Linked DNA regions of Homo sapiens: regions 1 and 2 are each linked to region 3. Evidence: chromatin loops called from intact Hi-C (ENCODE). Cell type or tissue: psoas muscle. All regions are shown on one strand.

Region 1 (8,000 bases), 290 kb before region 3:
CCCTTCTCATCTAAAACGGGGGGATCTCTGCAGTTACTGTGAATAACAAAGTGCTTTGAAAACTGCAAAGTACTTTTCCAAATTTAGTCATTATGTTATTGTACTAGGGAAAAAAAGAAATCAGGAAAAGCCCGTTTCCTGGCACGTTTTAGCTAACGTGAAAAATCAGGAAAACCTGAGTTTTAATTTCAAAGGAACATGTTCTCTCTTCTCACTTTCAAGAACTTCACAATCGTCCTTACTACTTCTGTCTAACTGCAAAACTCATGGGGAGAAAAGTGTTCTTTCTGGCCAGTCTTCTGCCTCATCCCACCTGCTCCCTTCACCTGCCTCCTGAAAAGAAGTGCATGCTCTCCCAGCCTGCACAAGCACTCAACCTCCTAACAGAGTCTAAGCAAGGTGATCCACACTTCACACCCTTTTCATGGAATTTCAACTAAGGCACTCCTATAAGTCAAAAGACATAAAACATGAAAGTGGCAGAGAAGAAATTTCTGCTTTGAAACCAGAAGCATGTGGTGCAGCTGGTTAAAAGGAAGAAACACCCACAGAAAAACACTTGCGGCCGGGCGCGGTGGCTCACGCCTGTAATCCCAGCACTTTGGGAGGCCGAGGCGGGTGGATCATGAGGTCAGGAGATCGAGACCATCCTGGCTAACAAGGTGAAACCCCGTCTCTACTAAAAAAAAATACAAAAAATTAGCCGGGCGCAGTGGCGGGCGCCTGTAGTCCCAGCTACTCGGGAGGCTGAGGCAGGAGAATGGCGTGAACCCGGGAAGCGGAGCTTGCAGTGAGCCGAGATTGCGCCACTGCAGTCCGCAGTCCGGCCTGGGCGACAGAGCGAGACTCCGTCTCAAAAAAAAAAAAAGAAAAACACTTGCCTCCCTGCCTCACACTCAGCACCTGTTGATAGACCTTAAATAAAACCAGTGTGGAAAACCACCACCCAGAAACACTTGGATCAGCCCTATCAGGTGGAGACGCGAGGGTTCATCCAGCCTTCCCAAGGCCCCAAGGAGAAAGCTTTGCAACCTTGTTTCTAAGCAGCTCTTCAAGGACAATAGAGGCCACTGTAAATCTGTGGAGGGAGCTGCTGGATGCAAAGCCGGCTGCAGGCATCAGGGTATTTGCAAACCTCCTTTGGGCTTGTCAATCTCCATTAAGACCACAGCCACTGGCCAGGTGGTCCCCACGACTCTCTCCTCAACCCGTCTGTGGCGTATCTCCACTCTGCCAGGGGCTCATAAAGAGCACGATTGCAAAATATTAATATTTAGATGGGGCAGAACTGCACTTAGAGCCACAGGAGAGGGGAGGGCTGTAGGACAATTTCGTTTTGCAAGAGATCTTGACAATGTGCCAGAGGAAAGGTTTACAAATCGGATTGGCTGCCTTTTGATTTTCTGGCAACAGAGATAACTCGATGTTGGAAACAGGATAACTTTTCCAAATGGAAACTAACTTTGCTGTCAGTAAAGTAAATGTATTTGGGGGAAGTGTATCTCTTTGTAGAATTTAAAGAAAATTAACAAAACCCCACTGACCCTTTCAAAAACAAAACTTTCTTTTTCTTTTAAAATCACACTACATTACTTTTAGGAAGAAAAAAAAAATCATCAGTGGAAAAATCTCCAAATGACAGATTAAGGTTAGATTACACACGGAATCCAAAATGGACATTCAGCCTGACCTCAACTTACAGGAGCTGCTTAGCATATGTGAACTCCAAATCACTGCTCACAGAAATAAGTGTTTCTGTACCAAGACAGTGCACAAGAGCCTGTTTCACCCAGAAAACACCTGCATTCTAGCACACGTTGGCCAGTGTTTCTGTAAGAGGATAAGAAACTTTAGAGTGCTGGAGTAGATTGGACCATTCCCCACCCCCTGTATGACACGCCAGTCGCTGAACTGTGGGTCCTGCCTCCAGTGGGGCTGCTCCACTGTGGAGGTTCCTATTATGGGGTGGAGGGGCTCTAGCAGTTCTCAGGGTAGATGGTAGGAGGGGGCTGTGGTGTTGGGGTGTGTGGAATTGGGGCTCCCTGGAACAGCAGAGGTGAAGCAGCTGCCTGCACTTATCCTCCATCCCTTCCTTCCTCCCTTAGTATCAACTGTAATGTCCCTGGCGGCACTGGGTAGGGTGAAGTAGAGAGAAGGGCTGGGGGTCCCAGTGGAGGAAGACGACTCCCAGGTCATAAGGTAAGCTCTTTCTACATGGCCCCTGGTATGTAAAGGCACAGATGGCAGGAAGGTGGCTGCCAACACCAGGGGCCGGGAACCACGATCACAGAGAGTCTCTGATATGTGCTTAGAGAAGTGCCTGTGGTTGTCAGTGACTACACAGGCACTGTCACAGCCCTTACTGTCCCTTTTCCAAAAATCAAACAGACAAGCCAAATCCCACAGCATACTGGCTCTGACCCTTGCTGGGCTGGAAAGGGCACAGCGCTAACATGGTCAGAGAAGTCTGACTCCCACACGAGCTGGTGAACTCCACGCTGTCCTGAAGTCACAGAGACCCAACCCGCCAGCCACTGCCTGACCACGTGCCTGAGTCACCAAAGGCAGGAGGTACATAGGGCGAGGGGTGGGACCAACCAGCTCCAACAGGTCAAGAAAATACACTCAGTTGCTAGCTGGGGTTTTGTCCTTTCAATCCTCAAGGGACTTTAATACAACAAATAATGTTCTTATTCACACTCAGATTCACTAAGTCTTAAGAAAACAAAAGTAAATTAAAATTTTATTTTATTTTTATTATTTTAGAAACAGCGTCTCACTCGGTCAGCCAGGAGGGAGTGCAGTGGTGCGATCTCAGCTCACTGCAACCTCTACTTCCCGGATTCATGCGATTCTCATGCCTCAGCCTCCCCAGTAGCTGGGATTACAGGCCTGAGACACCGTGCCTGGCTTTTTTTTTTTTTTTTTTTTTTTTTTTTTTTGTATTTTAGTAGAGATGGAGTTTCGCCGTGTTGGCCAGACGGGTCTCCAACTCCTCACCTCAAGCGATCCCCTTGCTTCGGCCTCCCAAAGTACTGAGATTACAGACATGAGCCACCGTGAGGCCCTAAAATTTTAAAAAGCATTGAATTAATGGCTGTCTGTGCTACACAGTCTGCCTATTTAGGCAGGGCACAGATATCTGTTCTTCTGACAGCAAATGTCCTTGGAAGAAGACAGGATATCCTTTTTTTTTTTTTTTTTTTTTTAAAGAAAGTTGCACAATTCTGAGCTGGGATAGAAATGCAGTGTGATAAATATGTAAATATGTTGTTATGGTATGGACATTCTCTAGAGGGAGTAATGGTAAAGAGGCAGCCAAAAATAGATCCAGCAGTTTTGATACCTCACAGCAGAGTTAAGGTACTTATCAGGAATAACTATCACTGTTAAAAGCATCAGCCCTGAAAAGGGAATCTGCAATCTGTAGCCAGTAACTGAGCCTAGTACCTAAAATGGGCAGGGTGCATGCCCAAAGGCAAATTTATCAGCAATGTGATTTACAGAAATGGAAAACAAGGACACCAAAAGTCTCTTTTTTTTTTTTAACTTCTTAACCTTGTGGCTAAACAGTTTTGGGATTAGCTCCCCCAGTGCTCACTAACAGTAGTATTTTATTCATCTGGCGACCTTAACTCTCCAGAATAAGATGAAAATCCCAAAGTCAACAAACAGGCCTTAACAGAGTGGCCCAGAGATGAGAAACCACTCAGGTGCTTCCTTGGGCTCTCTTCTCTGTCATGTAACTCCATCAAGTCTACCATTGTGACAGCTGAGGGACAGATATCTGACCTCCTCACAATCAGCAAGAAGGGTGAATTTTCTTTTTTTTAAACTATGCTAAGCATATTTTTGAAAGGCTGCATTGGCAAATTTCAAACATCAGGAAACTCACTTCCTTAGAACCCTAGGGTTCCCCCAACAATCTAAAGAAAGTGATGTGTTGTTCTGTTACATAAAGGTGTCGAGTTCCTTCACGTTTCTAAATATCTGCTTTTCACACAGTGGGATTAAGAAACGTGGGAAGCAAGACTCAAACCAAATTTAAAGAGCCACTCCATTTCCCAATCTTTACAAAAGCGAAAACTAGATAAAAACAGCTGTTTATAAGAGTAAAGGACAAATTGCTTTCATGTTCTCTGCCAAGTGAATCGCACCTGGAAGTTGACTCCTTTTCAATTCCATTGGAATGGGATAGCCATAGAGTGCCACAACACCTATAACTGTAAATGTTGGAAGGTTTAAAATATCTAAAAATTTTAATTTTATATAAAATTTTATATAAAAAATACATTCTAAATAATAGTATCAGAAGAAAAATTTCATTTAGTATTTGTTACACTCTGAGGATTGTGGATTATCTCCCTTCATCCTCACAACAGCCTTCAAATCTATTTTCCAGATAGGGAAACCAAGTCAGCACTTGCCCGAGGTCACAGAGCTGCCAGGCGGCAGGCTGGGACGGAGCCGGCTGGCTTCGTTCCACTCTGCCAGGCTGTGCGTTCAGAGGACAGCTATTTGCAGATGCCCTGGCTCCTTATGTGACCCACACATCCTTAATGCCTGGACGCTGGCTCAGCTGGGAGCATTTCCTAATGCTGACACTCCCTGCTCCCTGCAACCCTCATCAGAAGAACCTGCGAAATACCTGCCGAGAAGCTGCCACTCAGCTTGACCATTTCCTTCAGATACTGAATTCCTTCCTCATTATTGTGTTTTAATGGAGAGACTGGCATTCCTTCTCAAAAGGGATTTCATGCTTCATTTTTCCTGTTCTGTCTCCAGAGGCCAGAAGGAGTAAGTGCAAACAACCTCTCCTCTAGAGTCCCAACCAACTCACACATTCTTCTCTCCTCAGCCCACCCTCCCCTGCCCATCTCGGGGCAGAGAACTGACATCCGACAGCTGCACTAATCTCTCCCAGTTGCTGCGAGCAACAGTGATGGCCCTGTGACAGGGCCCTGGCCAGGCAGCCGTCCCTCCCCATGACCCAGGAACCCGCCCAGGCTGCACACAGCAACCCAATGCCCCGCTCTGACTGTTCAACCAAACCAGCGTGGCGTGAAGCACTGGGCAGAGTCTGAGGGACTTCACAAAGGGTGTGTAGTGGCTACCGAAGCTGGGTGGGCCACTCCTTGCTCTGGGCCTTGGGTGGGGGACAGGGTAGTCCTGACCAAGGCTTCTGTACCTGTCAGGTGAGGGGTGGGGGCAGTCTTCCCCTCCTTGAGGGACCTCTGTTCATAGCCCCCGGAAGTGTTTAAAATCTGTTTCTGCCTGCCCAAGCCTCAGACTCACAGACTCTTCAACAGAAGATGCTGACAAATATTTTATCTTTTCCCTGTTTTTAGGATGACATTTGACAAGGGTGGGATCAATCCCGGGTACATGAGGAGTCTTGGGGTCTCTGTAGGTGGTAGGCGTGTGGTGAAGGGAGATAAACATTCCTTGGAACAGTGGAGAATGCAGGAAAAAGAAGGCATTTCCCTTTGGTGGCCCCACTACTAAGATACAGGAAGGGGGTGGTCTCAGCTGCCCTCACTACTCATGGAGCCGAGGTTCCTGTCAGAGCCCCCTTGGGCTCCCTATGTACCAATTCCCAACAGAGATTTAATGTCATCACCTTGAACTCAGAGATGACCAGGGTCAATGAAGTACCAGACCCGGTTGGGCCCTGACCCAGAGGAAATTAAGTGAAGCACCACAGCCTCTGATGTAAAATCCCAAGGAGAAGTTTTGCATCCACCAGATCCCTCTGCCTGCCTGGAATCTGAGGGAAATGTGCCCTCCTGGGCCCTGAACTCACCCCTGAACTTTGTTTTATAACCAACCAGCTTGTTTTGTGCCTAGCCCGTACCCTGTCTCAAACATCACTCTTTCCTTCAAGCCTGGGCAAGTGCCTGGCACACAGTACAAACTCAATCATTTGCTGGGTACATTTTAACTGAAATGATGTTAACGTTACTTATTACCCGAACTCCTTTCATCAGGGGGCCATCTAAGATTACACAATAACTTTGGCCGAGTTTCACCCTCAGCAGTGGCTGTGCCAACAGGGTGACCATCCAGCTGCCGCCCTTGGGCCTTCTTCACACACAAGACATGGCTCCGCGTCAAAGCTGCAGCCCTCCCTGCCGTAGGTGGCTCATCTGAAACCTCTCTGTGGGCTGTTAAGCACCTGAAATGTGGCTGGTGTGGTGCAGCCAAGACGGGCTGGGGTCACGTCACACACACCAGATTTCAAAGAGTCAGTACATGGAAGCAAGAATGTGAACCACATCACTCACCATTTTTCTATTGATTATGTGTTGACATTATATTTTGATGATACTGGTATACTCGATGAAGCATTATTCATTTTGTCTCTTTCTTTTTACTTTTTAAAACATGACTACTAGGGCCAGGCAGGGTGGCTCACGCCTACAATCCCAGCACTTTGGGAGGCTAAGGTGGGCAGATCACTTGAGCCCAGGAGTTCAAGACCAGCCTGGGCAACAAAGGGAGACTCTGTCTCTGCAAAATATACAAAAAAATTAGCTGCATGTGACGGCACATGCCTGTGGTTCCAGCTACTTGGGAGGCTGAGGTGGAAGGGTCACTTAAAAGCCTGGGAGGTCAAGGTGCAGTGAGTCATAATCATGTCACTGGACACCAGCCTGGGTGACAGAACGAGATCCTCAAAATGAAATGAAATGAAATAAAAAACGGCTACTAGAAAATTCCAAGGACGTGCGTGGCCCAGATTCTCTTGCTGGCCGGGCTGACCTGGATGCTTCTCCCAGCTGACTTCATTCACAGCAGGGTATGGCCAGTTGCTCAGTTCTATTCTGATGGACATTCAATGCCCAGCAACATCCTCACACAAAGGATGTCCTCTGTGTAGCCGCCTGCTCTCTTGAACACTCCGTCCCTCACCTCCGATTCCAAACGCCAGCTCGCCATAGCCTGACTCCGCTTCCTCCTCTGCCTTCTCTCCCTCATCTGGGGAGCCCTGGGGGAAGGGGGATGACTGACCATTGGTCATGTCAGGGTGAAGCTAACACCTGATCCTAAGAGCTGGCATCTCTACAGGCAGCTTTGTGTCTTCCTTTTGTTCTACGACAACACTTCATTCATTTGAAACACAGTGGAGTGGAGGGAAATGGAGTTGAGATTTATATGAGTTTGGATTTCCAACACTTTTTATTAAGGAACAATGGGCACCTTGCCAGTGTTGGTGGGGAGTGGAGAAGGGGGATAAGTGCAGGAGAGTGAGAAGGCAACAGCTGTTTTGAGTTACAAACCTTCAGTCTAAGCGGGTAGCATCCCACTGTGGTTCTGCTGCCTCTGGGATTTGAAATGGAGCTGGTGTCTATTTTAGTTCTGGGTTAACAAGCTGTCTCTCCCACTAGCTACTGTCCCAGTTCACCGCCTGGCTAGGCCCCGCTGGCGCAGGCTGCCCCAGGCCTCCTATGATAGCAGCCTATTATGGGGATCGGCAGAGCAGAGAGGAGCAAAGGGACATTAACCATGTTCTGTAATCAACTCTTTTTGGTTTCCAGATGCCAGCCCCACCCCATCTAGCAACAATTATAGATAGAGGCACAGGGCAGGGGTGGCCTGTGTGCCCCCACAAAGGATGCCTGGCAACTCTCTTCTTACGGGCCACCCCTCAGCCACAGCTGTGGGGCCAGCGAAGTGAGAGCCTGCCCAGAGGGGCCAAGTCCCTGTCAGGTTACAAAATTGTTAAGCCAACCCCTCACCAAACACAGGGCATTATTAGTAAACAGGTGAGGAAAATCCTCTAGGTCGGCTAGCTGGACGTGCAGGACTGAGGGTTCAACTTCACAGCCTGTCTACAGCACCAGCCCTACCATCACTGTGGATTAATCACCCACCAAATCCTACCCATCCCAACTATGAAAAAAATGACGAGCGTCCAGTGCAATGCCCATCTCCAACCTCTGTGCAGAGGAAGCCTGGCCTCTCCCTGGAGCAGGTCCTTGTTCAGAGGATTGCTCCAG
Region 2 (8,000 bases), 48 kb before region 3:
GCTGTTTAAGTCACCCAGCCTGTGGTCTTCTGTTCTGGCAGCCCTAGCAGACTGATAAACAAGTTAGCTAACAATTACAAGTTACATAGCAATTTAAAGCTTGCAGAATACTTCCTTTGTGCAACTTCTTTTAAAAATTGTTATGTTTTGTTAAAGGGGTAACAAAATACTGTCAGGTAGCATGTAAAAATCTGTTTTCTTTTTAAAAAATCGAAAACAAATTTTTTTGTAGAGACTGGAAGTGGTGCGGGGCGTGTGCCGGGGGTCAGGGCAGCAATTGTCACTATGTTGCCCAGGCTGGTCTCAAACTCCTGGGCTCAAGTGATCCTCCTGCCTTGGCCTCCCAAAGTGTTGGGATTACAGCCATGAGCTACCACACCTGGATGAAATCTATTTTAATTAAGTGCATACATTTCTTGCATCATGAAGTGTTATTGAGAAGTGCTATAAAGCAGGTGGAAATGTTTGACAATTAAGTAGTGAAGCTGAAAGTGCAGTACAATAGGTATTCCTTGGGAGAAGCTCCTTGTGCTGTTTACCCTAAATCTCCTGCTCTGTGCTTCCCTGCATGTTGCTAGTACTTCTGGAGCTGATATAATTTTTTTTCCAGCTACAGTGTGCAATGCCGCTTCAAGACAAGAGGCTACAATTTTGTGGACGGACTTCCAGAAACACGAATTCCTCCTTCCACGCCCTAATCCTGATTTCTTGGATTAGTGAATCACAGACACAGTCATTGTGCTCTGGTACCAGCTTGTTGGTCCCAGCTGTTTACACGAATTTACCTTTCCTCCCTTCCTCTTTGTGCTCTACTGACACTTTTCCTTTTGCACATAAGCTCCTTCCTCTCCCTCACAGTTTTAGTAAGAACCATGGGCAGCTGGAGGTGAGGGACCATCTCCTGTCCCCATACTTCAGAAGGGCCTGGGAAAGGTAGGAAGAAAGTGTCACCTTTGTCCTACCAGTGAGATACACTAGGTACTTAGGCACTTTGGCTTATATCAGCACTGTTGGAGTTATGAGTTCAGTCTTGGAAAATGAGGTCTCTTCAGGCCCTTTCTTTCTCCTTTATGAAATGTGTTAAACTTGTCCGGCCGGGGTAAATTCCCATCCTCCAAAGCCTTTGAGTATCTCCCTGTTGCCTATGAGGGTGACGGTTTTTAAGGTCTGGGTAGGAAGGATCAGTGCCTGGGTGGCCCCAGGCATTAAGGGTTTGGAGGGTTGGATTATCCTCAGGGCAGGCTCTGCTTTTCTTTTCCTTTATTATAGTAAAACATACATAAAATTTACCATTTCAACTATTCTTCCAACTCAGTGGCATTAAATGCATTCATGTTGTCCTGCTACTATCACCACCATTCATCTCTAGGACTTTTTCATCTTCCCAAACTGAAACTCTGTCCCCATTAAACAATTGCTTCCCATTTTTCCCTCCCTCCAGCCCCGGGCAACCACCATTCTATTTTCTGTCTCTAGGAATTTGATGATCGTAGGTGCCTCGTACGAGTGGAAGGACATTTGTCCTTCTGTGTCTGGCTTATTTCACTGCGTATAATGTCTTTGAGGCGCATGCATGCTGTAGCATGGGTCAGAATGGCCTTCCTTGTTAAGGCTGAATCATATTCCACGGTGTGGATAGACTACATTTTCTTCATCCACTCACCCGCCGATGGACACCTGGGTGGGGTCCATCTTTTGGCTATTGCCAATAGTGCTGCTATGAACACGGGTGTACAAGCATCTGTTCAAGTCTCTGCTTTCAATTCCCCCGGGCGTACACCCAGAGGAGAATTGCTGAGTCCTGTGGTCATTCTCTGTTTAACTTTTTGAGAAACCCTCAAACTGGTTTCCACAGAGGCTGGGCCATTTTACATTCTCACCAACCATGATAGGCACCTTTTTAATATGTGTGGTAATTTATTGGGCACCTTCAGCTGCTCGATTAAAGCTATAGGGAAACAACAGGAACACCGTGTAAAATGTGCAATGGCCATATATAACAGGTTACGTGCCAAACAAAAATCTCTTTTCTTCAAGTTTTCTCACCAAACAGCTTTAGGTTTAGGATTCATTTTGAACTTTTTTTTTTTTTTTTTTTTAAGACAGGGTCTCACTCTGTTGCTGCTCAGGCTGGAGTGCAGTGGCACAGTCATGGCTCAGTGCAGTCTCAACTTCCTGGGCCCAAGTGATCCTCCCACCTCAGCCTCCTGAGTAGCTGAGACTATAGGCGTGCAGCACCATACCCAGCTAATTTTTGTGTATATACATTTTTCTTTTCTTTTCTTTCTTTTTTTTTTTAGAGAATGGGTTTCACTCTGTTGCCCAGACTGGTCTCAAACTCTGGGCTCAAGAGATCCTCCTGCCTCAGACTCCCAAAATGTGGGGATTACAGGAGTGAGTCACTGTGCCCACTTTGAACTCTAATACATAGAAATATTTGACCAAACAGAAACCAAACTCTCCCTGCTCTATTGAAAGTGATCTTGTAACAAATAAATTCCTTGGACCAGACTTGTGGCTTTCTGTGCAAATGTGACATAGCAGTTATATATTCAATAACAAAGTTAATTTCCTCACTTATTCCAAATGTTTGTTGAACTTATTAGGAAAAATTATTCCTTAATCTAAGTTTTTACCCTTTGCTTTGCTTTGAAATCAAATAAGTATATACTTATTATGCAAGTTAAAATTCTTATAACAAACTGTGCAGGCATCTGGAAGGTGGTATGTAAAGGTGCTCAGTAAGTGTCTGAAAATGGAACAGATTCTTTTTTTTTGAGACAGAATCTTACTCTGTCACCCAGGCTGGAGTACAGTGGCGTGATCTCGGCTCACTGTGACCACTGCCTCCCAGGTTCAAGCAATTCTCCTGCCTCAGCCTCCTGAGTGGCTGGGATTACAGGCACACACCACCACGCCCAGCTCATTTTTTTGTAGTTTTAGTAGAGACAGAGTTTTGCGATGTTAGCCAGGCTGGTCTTGAACTCCTGAGCTCAAGCCATCTGCCCGCCTCGGCCTCCCAAAGTGCTAGGATTAATAAGCATGAGCCACCTCTCCTGCCTAGGAACAGATTCTTTCTGATTAGGTTTTGGAACCAGTGGTACATCACCTCCTCTCTTCCCCTAAAGTTCTGGGGTAGAAGAAAGGGAGAATTTAGTTCCATGTGGCTGTTTTAGAGAGGTTTTTAAAGCGTGGCTGATGTTGTGCTTGCCAGTGACAAGCAGAACACTTTTTAAAAATAGATTGATTGATGGAGACAGAGTCTTGCTCTGTTGCCCAGGCTGGAGTGCAGTGACACGATCACGGCTCACTGCAGCTTTAGACTCCTGGGCTCAATGGATCCTCTTACCTCAGCCTCCTGAGTAGCTGGGACTACAGGTGCACACGACCACCCCCAGCTAATTTTTTGCAGAGTTGGGATTTTACTGTGTTGCCTAGGCTGGTCTCAAACTTCTGGACTCAGGTGATCCACCCACCTCAGCCTCCCAAATTGTTGGGATTACAGGCATGAGCCACCGCACCCAGTCAGAACGATTGTTTTTGAAGTGACCCTCTGCTTGTTTTTGAAGTGACCCTCTGCTTGGCTCCACGTGATTCTGTCACACGGCACTGACTACGTTGTATTTATCAAGGGAAGCTGAGAGGCTTAAAATAAAAGCTGATGATGCACAAGAAAGCCCTGTGCCAACTGCAATGGGCTGTGAGCAGGTGCTGTATGTTTCTCTACTAGCAGAGGTGAAGCCAGAACAAGGCTCTTGTATAGGAGCTTCCTGTTCCTGACCCTTTACTGCCCTGGCCCTCCCATGGGAGAGAACGCCACTTCCGATGATAACTTTGGCTCCACTGGTGAATCTGTCTTCAGCCTGAGGTTTCTTATTTGTCTCTTTGATAATGGTACTTAAGAAGCTACCAAGGAGGTTAGGCCCAGTCTAATTTGGGGACTAAAAGATAAGGGTTGAGGATTCTTTTGCAACTCTTTATCTACTACTATGGAACTTGGTCTCACATCAAAAAAAAAAAAAAGAAACTGGAACTAGAGGAGACTAAAATAGGTTGTGTTCCAGGATTATATGGAGCAACCTAATTTGGACTGGAAACCGTGGAGAGAAAGTTCATGACCTTGACCTGCAGAACTGTAGGCACTTCCCCTTTGGTCAATAGGCACCAACTTTGCACCATATCACATTAGGGCCATCATCCAGGAAAGATTTTTAAGTTCAAGAACTTCTAGGTAACTCTCCTGTACTTTGTATTTCAGCATCTTCTTCTTATACTCACTGGCTATGGAGACATGAATTGTGCCAAGTGGGAGGGTAGTTCCTCCTAGGGTTCTTTTTTTTTTTTTTTGAGACAGAGTCTCGCTCTGTCATCCAGGCTGGAGTGCAGTGGTGTGATCTTGGCTCACTGCAAGCTCTGCCTCCCGGGTTCAAGGGATGCTCCTGCCTCAGTCTCCCGAGTAGCTGGGATTACATGCACCCGCCATCACGCCCGGCTGATTTTTGTATTTTTAGTAGAGACGGGGTTTCATCATGTTGGCCAGGCTGGTCTCGAACTGCTGACTTTGGGTGATCTGCTCCCCTCTGCCTCCCAAAGTGCTGGGATTACAGGCATGAGACACCGCATCCGGCCTCTCCTAGGGTTCTGAGGGCTTTTTCTTTTATACAGTCTTCCCAAGAACGTGTTCTTCTGACTGACGTTCCTGTCTCCATTTCCTCACTTTTCTCAAGGCAGCACATGCACTGAGCACGGATATGTATTTTTTGTAGTTGGCTAAGAGCAATAGTTGATATTTGAAATACTCTTTTGACCTTGATATACTGACTCACCAGCTAGTTTTAATGTGTAAGCTGAAGTGAAAAACAATCGTGTCTAAAATCTATGTTCTTTGGGATACTTAGCACATGGCAGTCTTCATATATTAAATGTCACTAGTGATTATACGTTGCTTGTCACTCGTGATAGTGTAAATAAGAGAGTGTGAATCTTGGTGGGTAGACGTTATTCTCAGGTGCATTGTATAATTACTTCTGGCCTTGAACAGACGCAGTTATTTTTTTCTTTGCATGTCAGTCACTGAGACCTTACGAGGTGTTATGTTCCGTGTCATAAAGAGATTAAGAAGACGTGGCCGGGCGCAGTGGCTCACGCCTGTAATCCGAACACTTTGGGAGGCTGAGGCAGGTGGATCATGAGGTCAAGAGATTGAGACCATCCTGGCCAACACGGTGAAACCCCGTCTCTACTAAAAATACAAAAAATTAGCTGGGCGTGGTGGCGGGGGCCTGTAGTCCCAGCTGCTCGGGAGACTGAGGCAGGAGAATGGCGTGAACCCGGGAGGCGGAGCTTGCAGTGAGCCGAGATCGCACCACTGCACCCCAGCCTGGGCGACAGAGCAAGACTCTGTCTCAAAAAAAGAAAAAAAAAAGACACATTTCTTGCCCTCAAGGAACTTAGGAAAGGGCCTGAGAAGAAAACAGTCATGTCAATGTGATCATTGCTGCAAGAGAGTTTTGGACCTGAAGCAGGAAGTCTGCTGCTCTTGGTTTCACGGAGGAGAAGAAAACTTTTGAATAGCCGGGTTGGGGAGAGTTAAGCTGAATCTGGACCAGGGTTCTCCACCTCAGCACTATTGACATTCTGGGCTGGATAATTCTCTGCGGTGGGGGGCTGCCCTGTGCACTGCAGGATGTTTAGCAACATCCCGGGCCTCTACTCACTAGATGCTGGTGATAGCAACCCTGCATTCTCCAGGTCGTGTTCATGAAAAAAGTCTCCAGGCATTGCTGGGAGACAAAATTGGCCCTGATGGAGAATCACTGGGTCACCAGGGAAATCAGAGGGGACCACATCATGGTCAGGCATGGAGGGAGGAGAGAGCACGGTCCATTCCAATACTCTCAAGTGGATCAAAACTGAGTGGAACTTGGTGTACCTGGAGGCTGGAAGGTAGCTGGGCCTGACCTTGAAAGTCTCATCTGCAGATCCCAAATGAACTATGTGGGTGCAGGGGCAGCAACAGGAAATAGCACTTTCACATCAACTCAGAGCGTTCTCGGGGGGCCTTCCAATGGGTGTCATTAATAATATGCACCATCTGGCAGCTTCCTATTTGAACTAATTAGTCTTGCTAAGTACATGCTAAGCTTTTAAAATCGTTATTTTAAAATGCTGTGCACACTATAGTTCGGTGCCTTGGGGCAAAGCCCAGGTCTCTCAGTTTATGGCCACCCTTTGAAGAGAGGGTTTCACGTGCGTTCACCGCTGAAGGGTTTAGTAGAAGATTGTTTTTGTTTGTTTGTTTGTTTGGTGTTATTGTTGTTTGCAGACAGGGTCTTGCTCTGTTTCTCAGGCTGGAGTGCAGTGACATGATCATGGCTCACTGCAGCCTCAGACTCCTGGGCTCAAACAATCCTCCTGCCTGAGCCTCCTGAGTAGCTGGGACTACAGGTGTATGCCACTGTGCCCAGATAGTTTTTTATTTTTTGGTAGAGATGGGGTCTTGCTATGTTGGTCGTGAACTCCTGGTCTTAAAAGATCCTTCTGCCTTGGCCTCCCAAAGTGTTAGGGTTATGGGCATGAGGCACCATGTCTGTCCAAGTAGAAGACTGTTTTAGCAAGACTGACCTGTTATGAAAAGTCAGAGGGTACCAAGACCAGAGTCTGGGCAACCTGAGAGAAGGCAACAGAAATAATGAGTACTTGAGACTAAGACAACATGCGCCTGGGGTGGACAGGAGGGCTGGCTTGTGAGTCAATTAGAGGGTATGGCGGGCTGGGCTTGGACACGGGACATCAGGAGGAGGAGACTAGGATGAACCCAGGTTGTCTGTGTGGGCCTCTCCCTTTGGTAGGTGCATAGCAATGGGAGATAGGAGGGTAGCCAAAGCAGGCACAGCAGAGAGAAAAAAGACGGTAAGTTAGAGTCTCTAGTTGGGATGGAGGGAAGTTACCTCACAGACCACTGGAGTCTGGCATTGAGGAGAAAGGGCCAGACTGGAGATAAAGGTTTATGAGTCATCCTGTCGAGGTAGTAGTTGAAGCTGTGGGTGAGATTGCCCAGGGGGAGTGTGGAGAAAGAGAGTCAGGAGGCTGGGATGCAGTTGGGAGAGTAGCAGCTGTTTTCCATTCTGATTCAAAGCCTCTTTAGTAAGTTCTTTGTCTCACCATCCCTTTCCAAACCCACAGCCCACAATGATTACTCTTCTTTATTATTTTTTAAATTAAAAAGATTTTTTTTCTTTTAGAGAGATGGAATCTCTCCATGTCCTGGGCTCAAGTGATCCTCCCACCTTGGCCTCCCAAAGTGCCAGGATTGCAAGTGACAGCCACTGCTCCTGGCCTGCCCTGTCTTCTATGCAAACCCCCAACCCGCTTTTAAAAATCTAAGCTGCTCGCTTTCCATCTAAACAATGACCATATTGGAGAGGCCTTGGGTCCAACAACTCTGTATTTCTGTTACCTTTTCTGTGTTTTGCTCTTGTCTTTTGAACTCCCCTGGAAGCTCACAAAGGCTTGGGTTGCATTTTTGTATCCTGTACCCCCTTACCCCAAGTCAGCTACACCTAGTAACAGTCTCCCCTTTGGATGTTTTGATGGCCCATGCTAGAGGATCCTTAAAGATTCTAGGTCCGGTTGAACATTTTGGCTAGACGACAAAGTTCAAGTCCCCTTGGAAGAGCCCTATGCCTGTCTCCCTGATGCCAGCAACTGGAGCTCAGGGGTGACTCTGAATATCAACATTTCCTAGGTCCGCTTGGTGAATCCTAAACCCTGATTCCACGAGCAGCCTGAAAGCAGAAAAATCTCCTTGACTTTACCTCTGAAAACACTGCTTGGAAGAAGGGTGGTTTATTTCACTAAAAATAAGCTAGATGTTGAAGCAGTGTGTTGGAAAATAAAACGCCAAGCTCATTGTTTATTTTGGAAAAAAATGTTAAAATTCTGTTAATGCAGTTGTAATTGGTGATCAATACAGAAAGGCTGGTTAGAGGCCTTCATGA
Region 3 (8,000 bases):
TTTGCAAAATTCCCCCCACAGGTTGAGCAAGTCACTGTGACCTCTACAGAGAAGAAATGCCCCTGAGATGCACTCTCATTTGGAAAGATTCTAAAAAATACAGTTTGGAACTTCCGGGTTTGCCCCAGCCATGTGCAGTCCTGTTTGTGCTTCTCTCCTCCGTGCTAGGAACCTCCACCTTGACTCCCTATTTCTAGCAAACAGAAGGACCGCTGCTGCCTTCCATGAAAGGCATTCTATATCAGAGAGGGGCACGGAGGAAAGGGAATAAAACAAAAGTGAAGTCAATTTGCATTCAGATGTTGGCATTAAGTATTAATAGGGCTTGGGGTGAGGGTAGTTTCTCTTTTATTCATGCTCAGGTTGCCATGGCTGTCTGGGTTTCCAGGGATGGCAGAGGGGGATGGTGAAAAGGAGGAAAGGGCTACTGAGCCTTCGTGGAGCTGTTCAAGGTCAGAGCCTCACCCTGTGCCCTGACACTGTGGCCCAGATGGCTGAGAGCGAGTTCAAGGAACTGAAAGATGCAGAAGTTTCCAGCACAACCAGAGAATATCTGATTGGCTTCTCTTTAACTGATAAAGACCCTTGTGCTTTAAAAACAATACCCTGGCCAGGCATGGTGGCTCATGCCAGTAATCCTAGCACTTTGGGAGGCTGAGGTGGGAGGATCACTTAAGGCCAGGAGTTTGAGACCAGCCTGCGCAACACAGTGAGACCCCCATCTCTAAAAATAATAACTAACAAAAAATAAAAAAAAACAGCAATAACCCAAGCTTAGGCTCAAGAGGGAATATCAGCAGAGAGATAGGAAAGTGAAGAGTGGTACCATGGGATGGCCCAAGTTCAGATACCCTTTGAAGGCAGGGCTGGAGACTGTGTTCGATTGGGAATGGGAGAGGCCCTGTCCTCAGCCTGTGGAGCCACTGGCCCCTGTGCTTTCTTGTTCTAATTCACAGAACCAGGAAAGAGGAGAGGGTGGGATGGGAAGGGCTGGCACCCCTGCTGCATCCACCTCTAGCCTTTGGAAGGCGATCAGGAAGCTGTGCTGATGGTACTGGACGGGCAGCTGCTGACTGAGGAAGCGATGGCTCTGTGCCCAAGGTGGGCTTTGTGACCAGGGGAAGTCCTTTCCAGAGGAAGCCCTTGAAGCCAAGTATCCTATAAGGGGAGGATTCTGTGTCTTCTTTTTCTTACTTTCCTTTTTTGAGAAAGCCTCTAGACTCGTACCACCCGAGTCACTGTTTATTTAGCGCTCTTGCAAGGCTGGCTCTTGTCACCCGTGTCTGAGCCTGTCCCTGCATTAGCCTCTTCCAGGGAAGCCTGGAAATTTCCATCACTCCTCTCTAATGCAACCCTACTCTGCCCCAGCCAGACTGCCCTGGGAATGTGTTAGCTTGACAGCAGAGAGCAGTCGTTCTCATTCTTGACTGCTCACTTGAAGCACCTGGATGGATTTTAAAAGTTCAGATGCCCAGATGATACATGGTGCAGTCAAATCAGAATCTCTAGGGGTGGATCCCAGGCTCGGGAGTTTCTAGAACTCCCCAGGGTGATTCCAATGGCTGCCAAGCTTGAGGGTCAGCATGGGGCTTCTGAGTGCATCCAGATTGCCTGGACTCGATTCTCATCTCTGCCACTGGTACTAGTCTTGGCCCAGTTATTTTCCACGTCTGCCACAGTTTCCTCATCTGTAAAATGCAAATCATAACGGTACCAATAGCATATAGCATTAGTATGAGGATTAAATAAGTTAATATGTGCTACGGGCTTGGAAAGTGGCTGGCACAGTCAGTGCTCTAAGTGTTTGCCGTGTGTGATGCCAGGGAGCACATCTTAAGAGGGACTTGGGCAAGAGGAACAGGCAGGGGACAGAACCTGAGGATGTGTCTCACGAGCAGAAGTGTAAAGACCTGGAGGTGTATTTCTCCTGGAAAGGAGGAGGCTTTGTTGAGATAGGATGGTCATCTTCAGATTCCTATCAGATGGGAAAGAAATGACGCTTGTTCTGCATGACTGTGGAGGAAAGAACAAGGATTCAGTAGCGAAGAGTTTCCAGCAGAGCCATTCATTCACTCTGCAGTGAGATGGACAGTGTCAGGAGGAGTGACTTCCCAGGCTCTGGGATGTTCTAGCAGCATTGCGTCAGTTTTTGGTGGAAAGGTTATAGGAGGAATCGGAATGGAACGGAAGGACTTTCAAGGCCTTTTCTAGCCCATGCCTTGCATGTACTGAGCAGTGCTAAATGTTAGTTGTTATGAAATGCTGTCTTGAAGTGGGCAAGGCCTGGCAGGGGATGGTGGTGGAGGCTATCATTGAGTCTAAAACTGTGTCCAAGAGAGTACTAGGCTGAGCATGGAGGCTCAAGCCTGTAATCCCAGCAATTTGGGAGGCTGAGGTGGGAGGATCGCTTGAGCCCAGGAGTTTGAGATCGCTTGGGCAACACAGTGACAGCCCATCTCTACAAAAAATAAAAAAAATTAGCCAGGTTTAGCGGGGAGCAACCGTAGCCCTGGCAACTTGGGGGAGGCTGAGGGTGGAGGATCCCTTGAACTCAGAAGTTGAAGGCTGTAGTGAGCCATGATTGCACCACGGCACTGCAGCCTAGGCAACAGAGGAAGGCCTTGTCTCAAAAAAAAAAAAAAGAAAAAAAGAGAAGACCAAGGTCAAATGAGGTGGAGTCAAACCTGTTCTCAAATTGAGGGGTGAACACGGGGGCTGGGGTTGGAACCTGGCCCGTGCAGGCATTGGAGAGGAGCCAGTTAAGACGCCTGCCTAGGCCGGGCGCGGTGGCTCACGCCTGTAATCCCAGCACTTTGGGAGGCCGAGGCGGGCGGATCAGGAGGTCAGGAGATCGAGACCATCCTGGCTAAAACGGTGAAACCCCATCTCTACTAAAAATACAAAAAATTAGGTGGGCGTGGTGGTGGGCACCTGTAGTCCCAGCTACTCGGGAGGCAGAGGCAGGAGAATGGCGTGAACCTGGGAGGCGGAACTTGCAGTGAGCCAAGATCGCGCCACTGCACTCCAGCCTGGGCGACAGAGCGAGACGCCGCTCAAAAAAAAAAAAAAGACACCTGCCTAGGGGTGAGTATCGGGCTTCTGCTGTGAGGAGGGGTCGAGATACCTACAGGCCCTCTACTGTTAGTTCTGGACACAGGATAGATGGCTGGGCTGGCTTTGTTTAAGGCATAGGGTCAAAGAAGACACTTTCTAAATCTCAAGAGCTCAGCCTTAGTAGGTTTCCACCCAGGACGTCCGTGCGCCATACCGTGCCCTGTGCCTTCTTCACTCCCTCTGGCCTCCCTCTCTGTACAGATTCCTAGCATTTTGCCTACCCTGGGGGAATTCTACCCAGCCTATTTCACTTGACTTTTCCTTTTGGCGTGGGGCAGAGACAGCACTAGTTGTGACACTATGGTATTTCACTAAAAATCAAGCCACATGTCCCTTTTACTAAGTCAGCCCCACTCTCACCCTCTAGTGTTTGCCCAGCACATGTTCAGCCACATCCCTTGTGTGAGCTTGGTGGGTGGCTTCCGCACGGCGCCTGGTCCTCATTCTGCCCCACCCCTGCTACCCTCCTCTGCAGGGCTTCAGGGTTGTGATCCTCGGTCCTACTTCTCCCTGGCTGACCTGACCCCTTCAAGCCCAGTGACCCCCTTCCCTCAGCGTCTCTGCCACTCTGCATAGCCACACCCCGTAGGAGGCTCCACCCTCCGGATGGCCATCTCGGAAATGGCTTTGTAGCCACCACCCCGTCCTTCCATGGGTCCCACTCACTCGTTCCTGCTAAGCCTCTTCTTCGCCTTTATCGCGGCCCCTGGAGCCCCTCCTTGTGTTTGGCACTGTGGACCCGTCCTGGTTGCATCTGTTCCCTCCCTCCCTCCCTTTGTGGTGAAATGATTTGGCAAAGTTCTCAAAAGCACCTCCCTTTTCTTACCCTCTTGACCTTCCCCTGTGTCTCCCTGGGCAATCCTTTCATCTACTCCTGATCCCAAAGTGCTGAATTCCACTGAAGAGATTTGTGCCCCGAAAGTAATTGGACGCCCTGCCCAGTCCTGCTGGGGACGCTCCCAGTGCCTTCAGGCATGGTCCTCTGACTCCGTTTTTAGCTCCCTATCAGATTCCCAGGACAGCTGCTCCAAATCTTTTCCACTCTCCTCCAGCCCTAACTGACCCTGCTCGTTCCCCTCTCCAGAACAGACCTCTTCACTGCATTGGCTAAGCAAACCACCCCTCCCCACTACGGAGATTGCTGACTTTTTTTTTTTTTTAATGGGGATAATTTCTCATTCTCTTTTTCTTTCATTTTGTTTTGGGGGAGAAATGTTCCTTATTCTTTCTAAGGCTAAAGCCCCCACCCTTGCTGCTAACCTTCTCTTTATTTATTTATTTATTTTTATTTTTGAGACAGGGTCTCACTGTCACCCAGGCTGGAGTGAAGTGGTGCAATCATAGCTCTCTGCAGCCTTGACCTCCCAGGCTCAAATGATCCTCCTGCCCCAGCCTCCTGAGTAGCTGGGACTACAGGCGTGAGCCACGGTGCCTGGTCTCTCTTCTTTCTCTGCGATCCTGCTCAGCTGTCACTTCTTCTCATCTTAAACCTCCTTTTCCTCTGAGCCCTGAATCTTGAGACTTTCTCTAGTTTCCTTCATCTTACAAAACAACCAGCAGCAAAGCTCTTATCTTGTTTTCCTCCTGCCTCCCTCCTTTCTCTGTCATCTTCCTCATTTTCTCAACCCCTTACCATCCGAGTTCCCCTGTCCCCATGAACTAGCCACACGGAGCTAATGTCCCTAAACTATGCCTTGCCATCTCCCCCTCCCAGGGAGGCAGCCGGCGAAGTGGAGAAAGTCCTGGCATTGGAGTCAGCCTTGCAGGGGTTCACATCTGGGCTTTGCCCCGTATGCGTTATATACTCCTGACCCTCATTTGATACATTTTTAATCTTTCCGAAGTCCAGTTCCCTCCTCTGAAAAATGGAAGCAGTGATACCTAATTTATTTGGTTGTTGTGAGTATAAATGAATTTATACTTCTAAAGTGTCCAACATACAGTTGGTGTAAAATTTTAAAAAATGATTCCCATTTATCCCTTGCTTTAGCTAATGCTGATTCCTTCATGCGGTATGCCTTTGCCTTCTTCCACGTACCTGTTGGATTTCCACCCGCCTCTCAAGGACTAGGTACTTCCTTCCCTTTTCAGCTGCTGGGCCCAAGTCCTTGAAGTTATTTTTCCCTCTGAACCTTGTTTCTCTATTGCAGCAGGTGCTGTGGTCTGCCTTGTATCAGGATCGTTGGTACATGTTTGTCTGGCCTGCATACAATCAGGAGCCTCTGGGGGCAGCGATATTGAACTCACCTTTGCATCCCTCTAGAGTACCTTTGGAGAGTCTTGCATATAACAGTTCCTCAGTGACAGCTAAATTTAAAAGAATTGCTTGCTGTGAGTATACCTTAATAATTTGAAAAACAATTCTAGCTGATTTGGTTCCCACACATGAATATACTTCCAAATCTTGTAGAGTTTACAATGAAATAGAGATTTACAATGTAAAGGTCTTCTAATGAACACCCTCAGGTCTGGCCAGATTTTGGGAGGTCCTTATGCTGCCTTGTGGACATTATTTGTCTTCAGGTTACTAAGGTCCTGTGTCGGCAAGTAGTTAAGACATTCGCTGCCTGGTGGAATTGATCACATTTCTCGTGTTAAAGGAAATGGCCAGGCTAGCAGATATCTGAGATTCCTTCCAACTTGAACGAACTATGACTCAGTGATCATGTTTAGAGTGTGATGTAATGAAGATACTCATTTGTAAAAGTGACCAAGGATGCTTCTCATGTTTGTCCTGTAATGAAAGTTCAAAAAGAAGGGTTAGGGTTAGGTTAGGGTTTAAGGTTAGGCTTGGGGGCTGTTTTCTCAAGTGCATTAGTTAATTCATTTTTTTCATGCCATCAATACTGAGCACGGACTGTGTGTGCCCAGTTTGGTGTTGGGCACTGGGAACAAGACAAGTCAAGCTCAGTCTCAGCATAACCCAGTTGGCATCTGGCACACTCTTCTTGGGAAATAGAGACAGATGCATGGAGGTGGGCCGTGGGCTGGGCGACTGCCTGGGCTTAGTGGCCAGTGTCAGAGAGGACAGTCTGGAGGGACAGTCTTCAGCAGTAGTAGCACCTGCCCCTCCTGGCAGGACCCTCCACATGGTTACTCGGGTCATGAGTCCCTGGGCTTGTCACATTATCCACAGGCCGGCTGAAATGCCTTCTGCTATACACACCACGCTTCCCTCAATTCATCTTTCAATCTGGAGGATTTACAAAGATTTATACCATTAAGAGCAAGATCTCAACAACATGCCGTATGGGGAAAACCTGTTTTGCTTCTGCCCTTATAGGTATTAGTCTGTAAGCTCTTCTGGGCAGGGACCCATTTTCTGTGTCATGGTTCTCTGTGCAAAGCTTTATTCCTTCTAAGGGCCAGGGTTTCACATGTTTGGGTCTATTCCTCTATCCAGGATTAACATGGAGGAACCATTGACCAATGGTAATTTACATTTTATATTGAGGCACGTGGGTCTGAGTCCTATCTTATATCCCCTAAGAAAACCTAAAGACAGGAGGAGTTGAGGACGCCAGTTTTTCTTAGCGTTGAGCCTGCGTCTTGCTGAGGAGCACCTGGGCTGAGATGCGCTCATCTTCCTCACAGCCTGGAGGCCATGGTTTTTGATTCTCCAGGGGTCTGGAGGCAAGAATGGAGGACAGATGGGAGGGTCAGTGGCCTCTTCTGTGTGTTCCCTGCACCTGGCCACAAATCAGATGGGCATGCGTCATGGGTGAACTGCTGTCAAGGACAGGGAAGTCACAGTACTGCCATCTGGGCTGTGGCAGGAAAGGGATACATGGAATCTTTCCCAGTTCTTGGTGATTTTGCAGGACCTTGTGAATCCCTTTTCTTCTCTCCTACTGGCCATCTCCCTCTATAGTGGACCACCTGTCAGAAACCCATGTGAAGAGACCCAGATTCACCCCCGTGTCCACATAGACAAAGCAGAGGGGAGGGGAAGGTAGAGAATGGGGAAAGGATGGTGGTCCTAATGCTTTCTCTAAGTGGGTCAGGAGCAGGAGAGAGAGGAGGGCAGGTAGAGTGCAAATAATCACAAAATAATTTTTTTATTTTTAGCCAACAAAATGAATCAAACAGCAACTACTATTTGTTGATGACCTATTATGTTTCTAAGTACTTTATTATTATTATTATTTTTGAGATGGAGTCTCGCTCTGCCACCCAGGCTGGAGTGCAGTGGTACAATCTCTGCTCACTGTAACCTCTGCTTCCCAGGTTTAAGTCATTCTCCTGCCTCAGCCTCCCGAGTAGCTGGAATTACAGGCCCACGCCACCACACCTGGCTAATTTTTGTATTTTTAGTAGAGACAGGGTTTTGCCCTGTTGGCCAGTCTCGTCTTGAACTCCTGACCTCAGGTGATCCGCCTGCCTTGGCCTCCCAAAGTGCTGGGATTACAGGTGTGAGCCAACATGCTTGGCCTGTTTCTAGGTACTTTATCTTACAATAGCCATATGGTAGATCCTGTGTCCATTTTACCTATGAGGACACTAAGGCTGAGAGGCTGAGTAACTTATCTTCGCTAGTCACGGAGCTAGTAATAGGCACGTCTCTCTGACTTCAAAGCTCATGTTTCTTCTTGTTCAACTGCCTCTGTGAAGTCTTAATTCAGAAAACTCTTCTGTGAGGTATATCCAGGGTCCATAAACATTTTACGTGAATCTTCTGTGGCTTTTACGATACATCCGTGTGTGTGTGTACATATATACCTATATAGACATGTGAAATGGAATGTAAGGGAGACTTCTGTTGTCTACGACAGGCAGAGCCTTCCTGGGGCTTTTTCCCAGTGGAACCATTGAATTCTTAGGTCCTGAAACTGGATTTGGTCAGTTAAATGTTGACCAAAGGTCTGACTCATGCTAACCAAATTGAC

Evidence for each region. A loop is a pair of places that touch in the nucleus more often than their neighbours do. Peaks named below come from ENCODE experiments on the same cell type or tissue, not always from the same donor. Only the 100,000 strongest peaks of a DNase experiment are listed, where the experiment ranks them.
Region 1: a loop joins it to region 3, with 1.9 times the contacts of the local background. A loop is called at or near these places in 3 of 110 quality-filtered maps.
Region 2: it touches region 3 in a loop (6-fold over the local background); 4 of 110 quality-filtered maps call a loop at or near these places.

What each region holds. Positions count from the first base shown.
Region 1 is chr6:7,214,035-7,222,034 of GRCh38, reverse strand. All of the region lies in intron 8 of RREB1 (ras responsive element binding protein 1), which reads right to left. Among named protein-coding and RNA genes, the nearest start is that of SSR1, 95 kb to the left of the region's middle. In psoas muscle, no CTCF peak of the experiment used is centred here; DNase peaks (open chromatin) are centred at 2,524, 4,514, 4,994, 7,406 and 1 weaker place; H3K4me3 peaks cover 954 bases; H3K27ac peaks cover 7,701 bases.
Region 2 is chr6:6,971,667-6,979,666 of GRCh38, reverse strand. No RefSeq gene overlaps it. Among named protein-coding and RNA genes, the nearest start is that of LINC03055, 90 kb to the right of the region's middle. In psoas muscle, no CTCF peak of the experiment used is centred here; DNase peaks (open chromatin) are centred at 3,306 and 3,686; H3K27ac peaks cover 3,984 bases.
Region 3 is chr6:6,923,736-6,931,735 of GRCh38, reverse strand. No RefSeq gene overlaps it. Among named protein-coding and RNA genes, the nearest start is that of LINC03055, 42 kb to the right of the region's middle. In psoas muscle, a CTCF peak has its summit at 3,503; DNase peaks (open chromatin) are centred at 3,695, 4,075, 6,145 and 6,805; H3K4me3 peaks cover 1,494 bases; H3K27ac peaks cover 6,775 bases.